Linked DNA regions of Mus musculus: regions 2, 3 and 4 are each linked to region 1. Evidence: chromatin loops called from intact Hi-C (ENCODE). Cell type or tissue: heart. All regions are shown on one strand.

The links. Hi-C counts contacts between places; a loop is a spot of excess contacts. Peaks named below come from ENCODE experiments on the same cell type or tissue, not always from the same donor. Only the 100,000 strongest peaks of a DNase experiment are listed, where the experiment ranks them.
Region 2: it touches region 1 in a loop (3-fold over the local background); 2 of 42 quality-filtered maps call a loop at or near these places.
Region 3: it touches region 1 in a loop (2.1-fold over the local background); 3 of 42 quality-filtered maps call a loop at or near these places.
Region 4: a loop joins it to region 1, with 1.8 times the contacts of the local background. A loop is called at or near these places in 2 of 42 quality-filtered maps.

What each region holds. Positions count from the first base shown.
Region 1 is chr2:131,179,015-131,181,514 of GRCm38, reverse strand. Cenpb (centromere protein B) reads left to right here and starts at 1,448. Exons shown (of 1, transcript NM_007682.3): 1 at 1,448-2,500. The coding sequence starts at 1,639. In heart, CTCF peaks have their summits at 1,105 and 1,310; DNase peaks (open chromatin) are centred at 1,284, 1,744 and 2,444; H3K4me3 peaks cover 1,823 bases; H3K27ac peaks cover 1,676 bases.
Region 2 is chr2:131,232,891-131,235,390 of GRCm38, reverse strand. It overlaps Mavs (mitochondrial antiviral signaling protein), which reads right to left and starts at 1,328. Exons shown (of 7, transcript NM_001206385.1): 1 at 1,264-1,328. In heart, no CTCF peak of the experiment used is centred here; a DNase peak (open chromatin) is centred at 1,390; H3K4me3 peaks cover 1,745 bases; H3K27ac peaks cover 1,962 bases.
Region 3 is chr2:131,508,873-131,511,372 of GRCm38, reverse strand. The region is part of intron 1 of Smox (spermine oxidase); the gene reads right to left. Among named protein-coding and RNA genes, the nearest start is that of Gm30732, 16 kb to the left of the region's middle. In heart, a CTCF peak has its summit at 1,135; DNase peaks (open chromatin) are centred at 1,142 and 1,302; H3K4me3 peaks cover 766 bases; H3K27ac peaks cover 1,773 bases.
Region 4 is chr2:131,357,320-131,359,819 of GRCm38, reverse strand. The region is part of intron 1 of Gm30590 (a long non-coding RNA gene); the gene reads right to left. Among named protein-coding and RNA genes, the nearest start is that of Rnf24, 5.7 kb to the right of the region's middle. In heart, a CTCF peak has its summit at 1,150 (motif pointing left); no DNase peak of the experiment used is centred here.

The DNA.
Region 1 (2,500 bases):
CATACCAAACCAAGATGCTCTCTGCAACTGATACCCACTGGCAAAGGGACAATCAGGGTTTTTTTCCCCATGGAATGTCAGAGTATATCAACCACACTCAAGGGCAGATCCACGCCCAGGTGTAGTTGGTCAACACAAAATGAACTCAATGGTATTTTTGTAGACTTTTTTGGGTATTTGTTTGTTTGTTTGTTTGTTTTACTGGTCTTTTGCTTGTTTGTTTTGAGTTTTGTCTTTGTAGAGTTCTCTCTCTCTCTCTCTCTCTCTCTCTCTCTCTCTCGTTTCTTGGGTTGTCTGGTATGGTGGTACATGCTTTAGTCCCAACACTGGGGAGGCAAAAGCAGGAGAATCTCCATGAGTTTCAGACCATAACAGGTCAATACAGAGTTCCAGGTCAGCCAAGGCTATATAATGAGACTCTGCTCAAACAAAACGAAAACAGGCAAGCAAAACACTGCACTGTGCGCACTGCCTCAAGGGTTCATCACTTTCGTGTTTGGTCCTGCAGGAGGAGGTTTTAAGATTTATTTGTACAGATGTTTATGTACATACGCATTTTTGTAGTTTTAGATATGGCTACTTGCATGGGGAGGGGGGAACCAATAACACCCAGATGTTAATAGTGTTTATGGATTTGAATTACTAGATCTTGTTTATTTTTGTTTTTCAAGAAAGTGGTATTCTGCATAACAAACAGCCCTGGAGACCAGGCTTGGCTCAACCTCCACCTACCTCTGTCTCCCTCATGCTGGGATTAAGGCATGCGCCATCACAAAAATTGCTAGAATTTTTAAAATGTCATTAACACCATCAAGTGGATTTAAATGCTATGTTGTCTTTACAATAACATAACTGCGTAACCATAGATTGGCTCTTTCACATTTGGAAGAGTATACACCATTAAAGTTCATGTTAGGTGTCTGAGAAAAAGGCGCAGCACTTAAAGTGCACAGGCTGCTCTCAAGAGGTTTGGATCCCAGCACCCATGTTGCAATTCATAATTACCTGCAATCCTACTCCTGTCTGAAGCCCTCTTCTGGTCTGCTTGGGCATCTGCATGCAGGAGCGCCTACACACAGGCAGACATTCACATGCATAAAGACAATTATTTAAAAAGAAGCATACAGACAATTGCATTTACACGTAGCAAAAAATCCTAATCGCTTGACGCCAACCAATTAAAACGCAGTCTAAGCAGCCTGATGCCAGCTAGCCGCCTCTGGAGGAAAGAGCAGACCGGAGAGCACCAAAAGGTCCCTGCGCATCTGTCCAGGTGCCTAAGTGCGTTTTGTCTCTGCCGATGACCTTTCCCGCGCGTGGCCGAGGCGCACAGTCCGGGCCTCAGCGCCCCCGGCGGCGGGTCCGGGCAGCGGCGCGGGGTCCGGGAGGCGGCGCCCAGCGTCCCCCCGCTTCCCGCGAGATCCCGCGCGCGCTCCGCCCCGCGCCGCGCCGCGCTCCCCGCTGGGCACGTCCTGCCGCCCGCGCCGCTCGCCACCGCCCGCCGCCGCCCCGCGAGCCGCTTTGTCTCGGGCGGGGCGCGCGGAGAGGCCACCAGGTGCCCCCCCCGCCGCGGGCCCGGGCCCCCCGCCCCGGGGCGGCGACGGCGGTGCCGGGCCCCGGGGCGGAGGGCGCGCCGGGATGGGCCCCAAGCGGCGGCAGCTGACGTTCCGGGAGAAGTCGCGGATCATCCAGGAGGTGGAGGAGAACCCGGACCTACGCAAGGGCGAGATCGCGCGGCGCTTCAACATCCCGCCGTCCACGCTGAGCACCATCCTGAAGAACAAGCGCGCCATCCTGGCGTCGGAGCGCAAGTACGGAGTGGCCTCCACCTGCCGCAAGACCAACAAGCTGTCCCCGTACGACAAGCTGGAGGGGCTTCTCATCGCTTGGTTCCAGCAGATCCGCGCCGCCGGGCTGCCGGTCAAGGGCATCATCCTGAAAGAGAAGGCGCTGCGGATAGCGGAGGAGCTGGGCATGGACGACTTCACTGCTTCCAACGGCTGGCTGGATCGCTTCCGCAGGCGCCACGGTGTAGTGGCCTGCAGCGGCGTGACCCGTTCTCGGGCGCGAAGCTCTGCCCCTCGGGCCCCAGCGGCACCTGCCGGCCCAGCCACGGTGCCCTCCGAGGGCAGCGGTGGGAGCACACCCGGCTGGCACACGAGGGAGGAGCAGCCGCCGTCGGTAGCTGAGGGCTACGCCTCGCAGGACGTGTTCAGCGCCACCGAGACCAGCCTGTGGTACGACTTTCTGTCGGACCAGGCCTCAGGGCTCTGGGGAGGTGATGGACCGGCGCGCCAGGCCACCCAGCGCCTTAGCGTTTTGCTGTGCGCCAACGCCGATGGCAGCGAGAAGCTTCCCCCACTGGTCGCAGGCAAATCTGCCAAGCCCCGTGCAGGGCAAGGTGGTCTGCCCTGCGACTACACTGCCAACTCGAAGGGTGGAGTCACCACCCAGGCTCTGGCTAAGTACTTGAAAGCTCTGGACACTCGAATGGCAGCAG
Region 2 (2,500 bases), 54 kb before region 1:
GTCTGTTGAGCCTTCAGGGGATGAAAAATGAGGCCTCTGTAGAGGCCAGCCTGATGAAACCCTTCCTCCCCCTTTCCCAGGTCACCTAGAAAGATGTGACGATGAGGGAGTCAAATTATTGGTTTTCTGCAGTCCAACCACAACTCTGAATGCAGCCTGGGGGCGGGGAGTGGCATGGAGCCCCACCAAAAGCAGAGGAAGCTCACAGTTATTCATTTCTCGAAGGTTCTCTGTTAACAGAGGCAGCCTGAGGTCCTTTTACTTATGTCCTTTAACACAATCACAAGAGAGGAAGTGATACCAAGCTACACGGCTGACCTGCAGTGTGGAATTTGTACCCAGACTTGTTGCCATGACCTAACAGCATAGAGGTCCCTGCAGCAGGAAAACCACAAAGCCCCTCTTTACACCAAGGTCACTGCCTGGGGATGTGACTATAGGGTGAGAAGATGCAGCATTTAGGCTCTTTGAAGACATAAAAGTCTCTCAGACACAACTGGCATCAATGCTGCCCTTACTGACATTCACCTGAGTTCTGAGATCGAGGCTGAATGCCCTTCAAGTTTTTGAAGCTTCCCGGTATCCAAAGAACATTGTTTTCTGCTTTCTTTTGATTTCATCCTTTTCCTCAAACTTCTTTCTTATATCAGACCCTTTCTTATAACAGAAAGGGAGGTGGCAAGAGTGTCCTGGACACAGCAAAGCTTCCGACCTGACTTCCACAGAGCTTCTGTCCGGGTCGTGGAAATAAATATCCACACTCCCGAGGGACAAGTCTCCTGGCCTCGGACTAGATTCCTGTCGGGACTCAGGTCTCCAAGTGCAGGGAGGCTGTTTTGAACAGATGTTATTGCCTGCAACTGCCCAGATCCAGGATCAGGCCGTAGCCCGGACTGGCAGGCCTACTCCCTGGCGCGGCTGCCACAGGTCGTTGCTCGTAGCCAGGCCTCGCTCGAGTCACCAGGGCCTGGGAGAAGCAGGGGGCACTCCGAGGTTCTTTCTGTCCAGCCTGGGCAAACTCTCGGCACCACCTACCTGCTTGCTAAAGGTGCTGGATGCGGATCAAGGAACTGCCGGGGTCGCGAATCCGTGTGTGGCCGACCTCATTCTCCCCTAGTTCAGGAGCCTCTCCGACCCCACGCGCCCAGGCCCAGGGCGCCCATGCGGACTCCCAGGCGTAACTGGCCCTAGCCAAGGTTCCCTCCCTGAAGGATCTCAGTGAACACAGAGTCCTGAGCACCGACGCCCAGGCTGCAAACTTACCAAGAGAAACCAGACTAGGCAACAGGTTGACCGCGTTCGACTGTGCAGAGCCCTCGCAGATGAAGGGGGCGGGACGAAGCCAGCCACGCAGCTATTGGTCAGGCGTGGGGAGGAGGGGCGGGATCGGAAGCGCAGTCATTGGCCTGGCAGAGCCAGACTGTGATAGAGTTGGAAGTACGGCTGTTGGCTGGGCTGGGGATGCCTGGGCGGAGCTGAGCTAGGCCGGTCGCAGGGCCAGTGGATGAGTCCTGATGTTCCGGAGCGGCTGGTCTAGCGGCTGGTGCCCCGCAGGCCTTGCTTGAGGTCTCTTCTGATTTCCTGCAGGTGCATTAGGGAGATTGTTTCTTCCTGCTTAGTCTAGAACACTTTTCAGGGGAAGTCCAGATACCCAGAAAACTGCAGTTCTTAGATTCCGTTCCATTCCTCAGGCAAAGCAGATCTTCTAGCCAAGTACTGGAGGAGAGAGGGTCTTCATGTGATCTGCTCCTATGTCTCCAGTGCTCCATAAACGTAGTGTCGCACAAAATGTCATAGGGACATGAGTGCCTAGCCAGATGACACCAGCTGGGCTGGTAGGAACAGGATGCAGCAAAAGACTGCATCTATCTGGGGATATGCACCAAGCTACAACCGCTTATAGCTCCAACACCAGGGTAACCCGACTCCTCTGACCTCCACTGGCTTACAGAGACAAAGGAACGAAAGCTTTTCGCTTCCAGTCAATTCTTTCAACCAGAAGTAAAAAACGAACATAGTTAAAAAGAAATCAGTTACCTCAGCACGGCTAGATGGTAGAAATGTCTTATAACTCGATGTAGGTGGAGAGTACGCAGCTGGAGCACATGTAAAAATATATCAACTGGGGCTGGTGAGATGGCTCAGCAGGTAAGGGCACTTTTTGCCAAGCCAGAGATCTGAGTCTGACCACTGTAATCTGCATAATGGAAAGAGAACTAACTCCAAAAAGCATTGGCATTTATCACCCCTCCCATCATAAATATAAAACAGGAAAAAAGCTGAAAAATGCATCAATGACATACTTAATGCTATAATCTCCTATCTAATACAGTTTTAAAGACAAGCCTAAGGGAGCACTGAGGTTAGAGCTGCCACCATGCTGGAACTCTTTGAATGAAATTAGATTTTATTACTGTTTGTTTTAGTTAGGGTTCCCGTTGCTATGAAGAGACATCATGAGCATGGCAACTCTTAGAAAATTTAATTGGCATTTGCTTAC
Region 3 (2,500 bases), 330 kb before region 1:
AAGAGCTAGTATCCAACAAGCCTTGCTATTCTGGGTAGGTCCTTTCTCCATCCACCCAGGCCCCCAGTCACCACAAAACAGCAATGAACCCAGGAAACACTGGATAGTGATGACCCGTGGCACCAGAGACCAGACATCAAATTGACAGTTATACGCTGCCAGCTTGCTTAGAGACGCCAGGCTTGGGCAGCTGGTAATGTAGGGCGAGAAGGTGGCCCAGGGCTGGAATACACTGCTCCTCTAGTCTAAGAATGGCCAGAATACTTTGAAATTCAGCTCCTGTCCTATCCCTTTCATTCCCTGACTCAGCAACGTAAAAGATCAGTTGTCTCAACTAAGGTTTGAGTCACAGATGCCGCAGAATTTAATAGTACCAAGATCGAATGAGGAAATAAAGATGGACAGAAGCTGCTAGTTCACAAGCCAAGAAGCAAATAAAAACCCGTCACCCACACCCATGAAGCAAGTGTGGCCTTTCCCAGCCTCCACACAGCAATCCACTTTTAAAAATCAGGCACATCCCTCCAAATAGACATGTCAAAGACATTTATAGCTTTATCACACTAACCAAATCTGGAAACAACCCAAAAGCCCACCAATGAGAACAGATGCTCAAACCGTGTAGTACTCTCATGCCATGCAAAACTCAGCAACTACAGAAACAAGCAGCTGTGCTCCAACAGCAGCACAGATGCACCTATGAACGTGACTGAGCCAGAGGCCAGACTCCGAGCTGCACATACTGTGTGGCTCTATTCACACGAAGTTCAGGGAAAGGCAAACAATCTGTTGAGGACAGAGATTAAGGGAAAGGGGACATGAATGAGAATAGTAAGGGGAGCTTGCTGCAGTGGAGGGAGCAGATCTACCTGGATCGGAATGGAGGTTACACAGCATGCCAAGACATGTCCACTTCCTTCCAAGGTTTCCATTTTCCCCAGTACAGTGTCCTCTAACACTTGCAGGTTTAGCGAAGTAGGTGCTTTTTTTCCTAAATATGCTCAGGCTAAGAGGCTGCTTCTCCCCCAACTTATTCCATGTGATGTATGGGCCTAGACAGATGTGCTTCCTCTAGCGAGCCTCCTACTCCACTCCCAGACTCAACTAGCCAAGTCAAGCTAGAACATGCTTCCTAAACTACAAGCAGATGGCGCTAGAGACCCAGAATCCCTCCCGGGCAATCCAGGCTTTGCTCGAGAGGCCACTAAAAGGTGGGCGCCAGCCTTTCCTGCCTCCTCCTCCCCCTCCTCCTCCACTACCCTCTCCCCCTTCTTTTAGGCCCCCACCCTCTAGGGAACATGCCAAGCCGGGCTTCTGAAGTCTCTCCCTCCCTTCTCCTCTGCCTAGGTTCCTGTGCACTAAATTTAGAGGTGAGGATGTGGCGGATTGCACGCGCTGGCAGGGTCAGTGGTGATGCCACCGGAAGTCTGCCAGCCACCGCCAACGCTGTGAGAAGCTAGCAAACACACAGAGTGCTGTGGAGGGCCTGCGTCAGCTGTAATGACGCCAGGGTGCCCATGCAACAGGTGAGACCTGACACCGCTGCGTGCCCCAGCCCATACGCTGGAAAAGTGGGGAATCCCCTTGATAGCACCCTGGCCCCAGAGACACTCCAACAGCCTCACTTTTGCAATAAAGGGGTGGGAAGGTGGCAGTGTTTGTAAAGCTTAAAAGTGGAGCCAGGTCTTGAAATGCTACTATGTAAAGCAGGTGTAAAAGGGATTGAACTGGAGTTCTCACACTGACTGCGGCCAAATATGCCTGTAATTCCAGTACTGGGAAGGCTAAAGCAGGAAGATCATGAGGTTCAAGCTAACCTGGGATACATTGAAAGACATTACCTAAAAAAAGAAAAGCAAAACCTGGGGTGGGGGTGGGGGGTCTTGCTTATCACAGGATCCCTGACGCTACCTTCTAAAAGCCAGAAGAGACCTCCTGACCTTTCTTCCCCTAGGCATGACTATACACTGCTGTTGACAGTCAAATAAGGTTATTATAAGACTATCAGCATTTAAGGACCTGACACATGCAGGAACTGTAGAAATGACAGGATTCTGAAAAGGACCACAAGCCATCTTATAGATGACTGCAGAAAGACCCCTCCATTCCCAACACCAAATCTCAGAGACCCTGGACAAGGGTATCAGATGCAAACAGCACAGGACCTGCGAGGGTCCTAACCCACTGACCTTCCCAGCTAACTCTACAGTACTGGTCTTCCATGAGTCTTGTCCCAAACCAGCTCCATCCACCCCTGTTGCCCACAAGAAGCCAGAGGCCACAGAGAGCCACAGACGGCAGAGGATGTCTACCATGGCAATCTTACCACACTGTGTCCATGCACCATGAGGCCCAACTGAAAAATCAGAGAAGACATATCCAGAGAGCCTGCTATGCCAGGCTCAATCAACCTTTGCTGTTAGTTTTAATCACTTTCCCCACTTGTTTTTTTTTTTCCTAAGGGGTGGGGGTTATAGAGGGAGGGAGGGAGGGAGGGAAA
Region 4 (2,500 bases), 180 kb before region 1:
GTCTTGGTTTGGTCCAGTGTTTCCTCACTATGACATTTTGTAATGGTAATGTTTATCCTGTGATGTTGGGAGTACATAGTCTTTTTATTTTGATTTCACAGTTTTGTTTTGTTTTGTTTGTTTGTTTGTTTGTTTTCAAGACAGGGTTTCTCTGTGTAGCCCTGGCTGTCTTGGGACTCAACTCTGTAGACCAGGCTGGCCTCAAACTCAGAAATTCGCCTGCCTCTGCCTCCCAAGTGCTGGGATTAAAGGCATGTGCCACCACTGCCTTGATTTCACAGTTAAGAGATTGCATGAATCTCAGAGGAGACTTAGAACTTTGGACTTTTGAGAGTGTTATAGACTATGAGAAGTTCTGAAGTTGGACTAAATGTATTTTGCCTTATGCTATAGCTACGTATAGCCCACATAGACTCATGTGTTTGAACAAGCGTGTGGGGGCTAAGAGAAAAATAACTCAGCCTTCTTCTCTATGGAACCTTTCTGAGCTACCAGCAAACATCACCTCCCCAGACAACCACCATATATCCACTGTTCACCAGACTGAGGACATACGTGTCCTGAGAAGACACTCCTGCTTCTGCAACTGAAATGTTCACAGTCTGTGGGAGAGACAATATGCAACTGAGTAGAGACTTCAAAGGGTACCCAATGCCAAGACAGAAATGGGTACAGGTGGAGATTCTCAAAGAAGGTGGGAGTGGGTGGGAGTGTTTGTCAGTGGGTAGAAACAAAAAGACATCATTTAAAAGTAACATTTTATGCCCAGAATGGTGGCACACACCTGTAATCTCAGCACTGGGGAGCCAGAGGCAGGAAGATCTCTGTGAATTCTAGGCCATCCTGGTCTACATAGCAATTTCCAGGCCAGCTATAGCTGCACAGTAAGACCCAGACTAAAATAGCAACAACAACAATAGCAAGAATAAAATGTGTTTTAAAATACTTAATCATAATACACTGTGTATATGTATACAACTGCTAACAAATAAATAAAAACTAAGGAAAAGATGCACACAAGCTGGAGAGAGGACTCAGCAGTTAAAACATGCTTGCTGCTTTTTTAGAGGACTGCAATCTAATTCCCAATAGCATGTTAGATGACTTAAAAACTGCCTATAATTCCAACTCCAAAGGATCTGATGACCTCTTCTGGCCTCCACAGGCACTTCTCAATGCACTTGGACCTTCAAATAAATAAACAAATAACAAAATATAATATGATCTTTTTATTTATTCAAAAAAAGAAAGAAAGAGAGAGAAGCAAAGAAGGAAGGAAGGAAAGAAGGAAGGAAGGAAGGAAGGAAGGAAGGAAGGAAGGAAGGAAGAAAGGAAGAAAGGAAGAAAGAAAGAAAAAGAAAGAAAGGAAGGAAGGAAGGAAGGAAGGAAGGAAGGAAGAAAGAAAGAAAGAAAGAAAGAAAGAAAGAAAGAAAGAAAGAAAGAAAGAAAGAAAGAAAGTTAGTTCATCTAAATCCAGGGTTTCTACCCTGTCTTTGGCCATTCAGTTCCTCAATAAAAGACACAATGTTCATATTTATAATAAGTCTTAATCAGCACTACAGCTGGGCTATTAGACTCTATTTTCCCATCAATAACCCCAAATTATAATTTACCATGTTCTGTCTGGGCTGCTCTTAACTTCAATTGGCCAGCCCTCATGGCCGTGCTTTCATGACTCCCCTAACCCATGGCTACTTCCTCCTCTCTCCCACCTTCTCTCTCTCCTCATGGTTCTCCTCATGGTCCAAGCCTGGGAACCCTAAGCCAAGCCTAACACAATTCTTCCCAGCTATAGGCGGTAGGCATTTTTATTTACCAATCAGGGATAACTTGGGGGCGTGGTCACATAGAGTCACTTGGGTCTACAGTAGATTCTCTCATCCTGTATGCAGCCAGGCCTTGGGGACCAATATTTAGCATTACAGCATATAGCAAAGGACCAACCCTCAACACACAGACACACTGTATAATAAAATAAACTGTTTTTTAAAAGATTAATTTTTGGTTCACAGTAAAAATAAGAGGAAACTACAAAGATTTTTCTTATACCAAGATTTCTTAAACTTTTCTCACTCACAATCCCTTCTTGCCTAAGATTTTTTTATGCAATCCCACGAAATAGGTACATAATCTGTGCAGATATATAAGCACACCACTTCAACACTATTGATAATAAATCACAACAATTATTTTAAAACAATTCTTTGGTACACATGGAATTGTACCACTTATTAAGGACAAAAGTAAGTTTGCATACTACAATGATGTGTTTTATATAAGGAATTGATCTTAAGGGAGCCTTGGAGATGGCTTAGTGGGTAAAGGTGTTTGCTATACAAACCTGATAACTTGAACTTGATACCTAGAACCTGTCTGTAATGCAGGAGAGAACGGATTCCCAAAGTTATCCTTGACATGCATTCACACATCATGGTGTGTGAATACCCCTCCCCTAACACCATAGACACTATTAATAGATAGGAATAAAGATTGGCCTAAT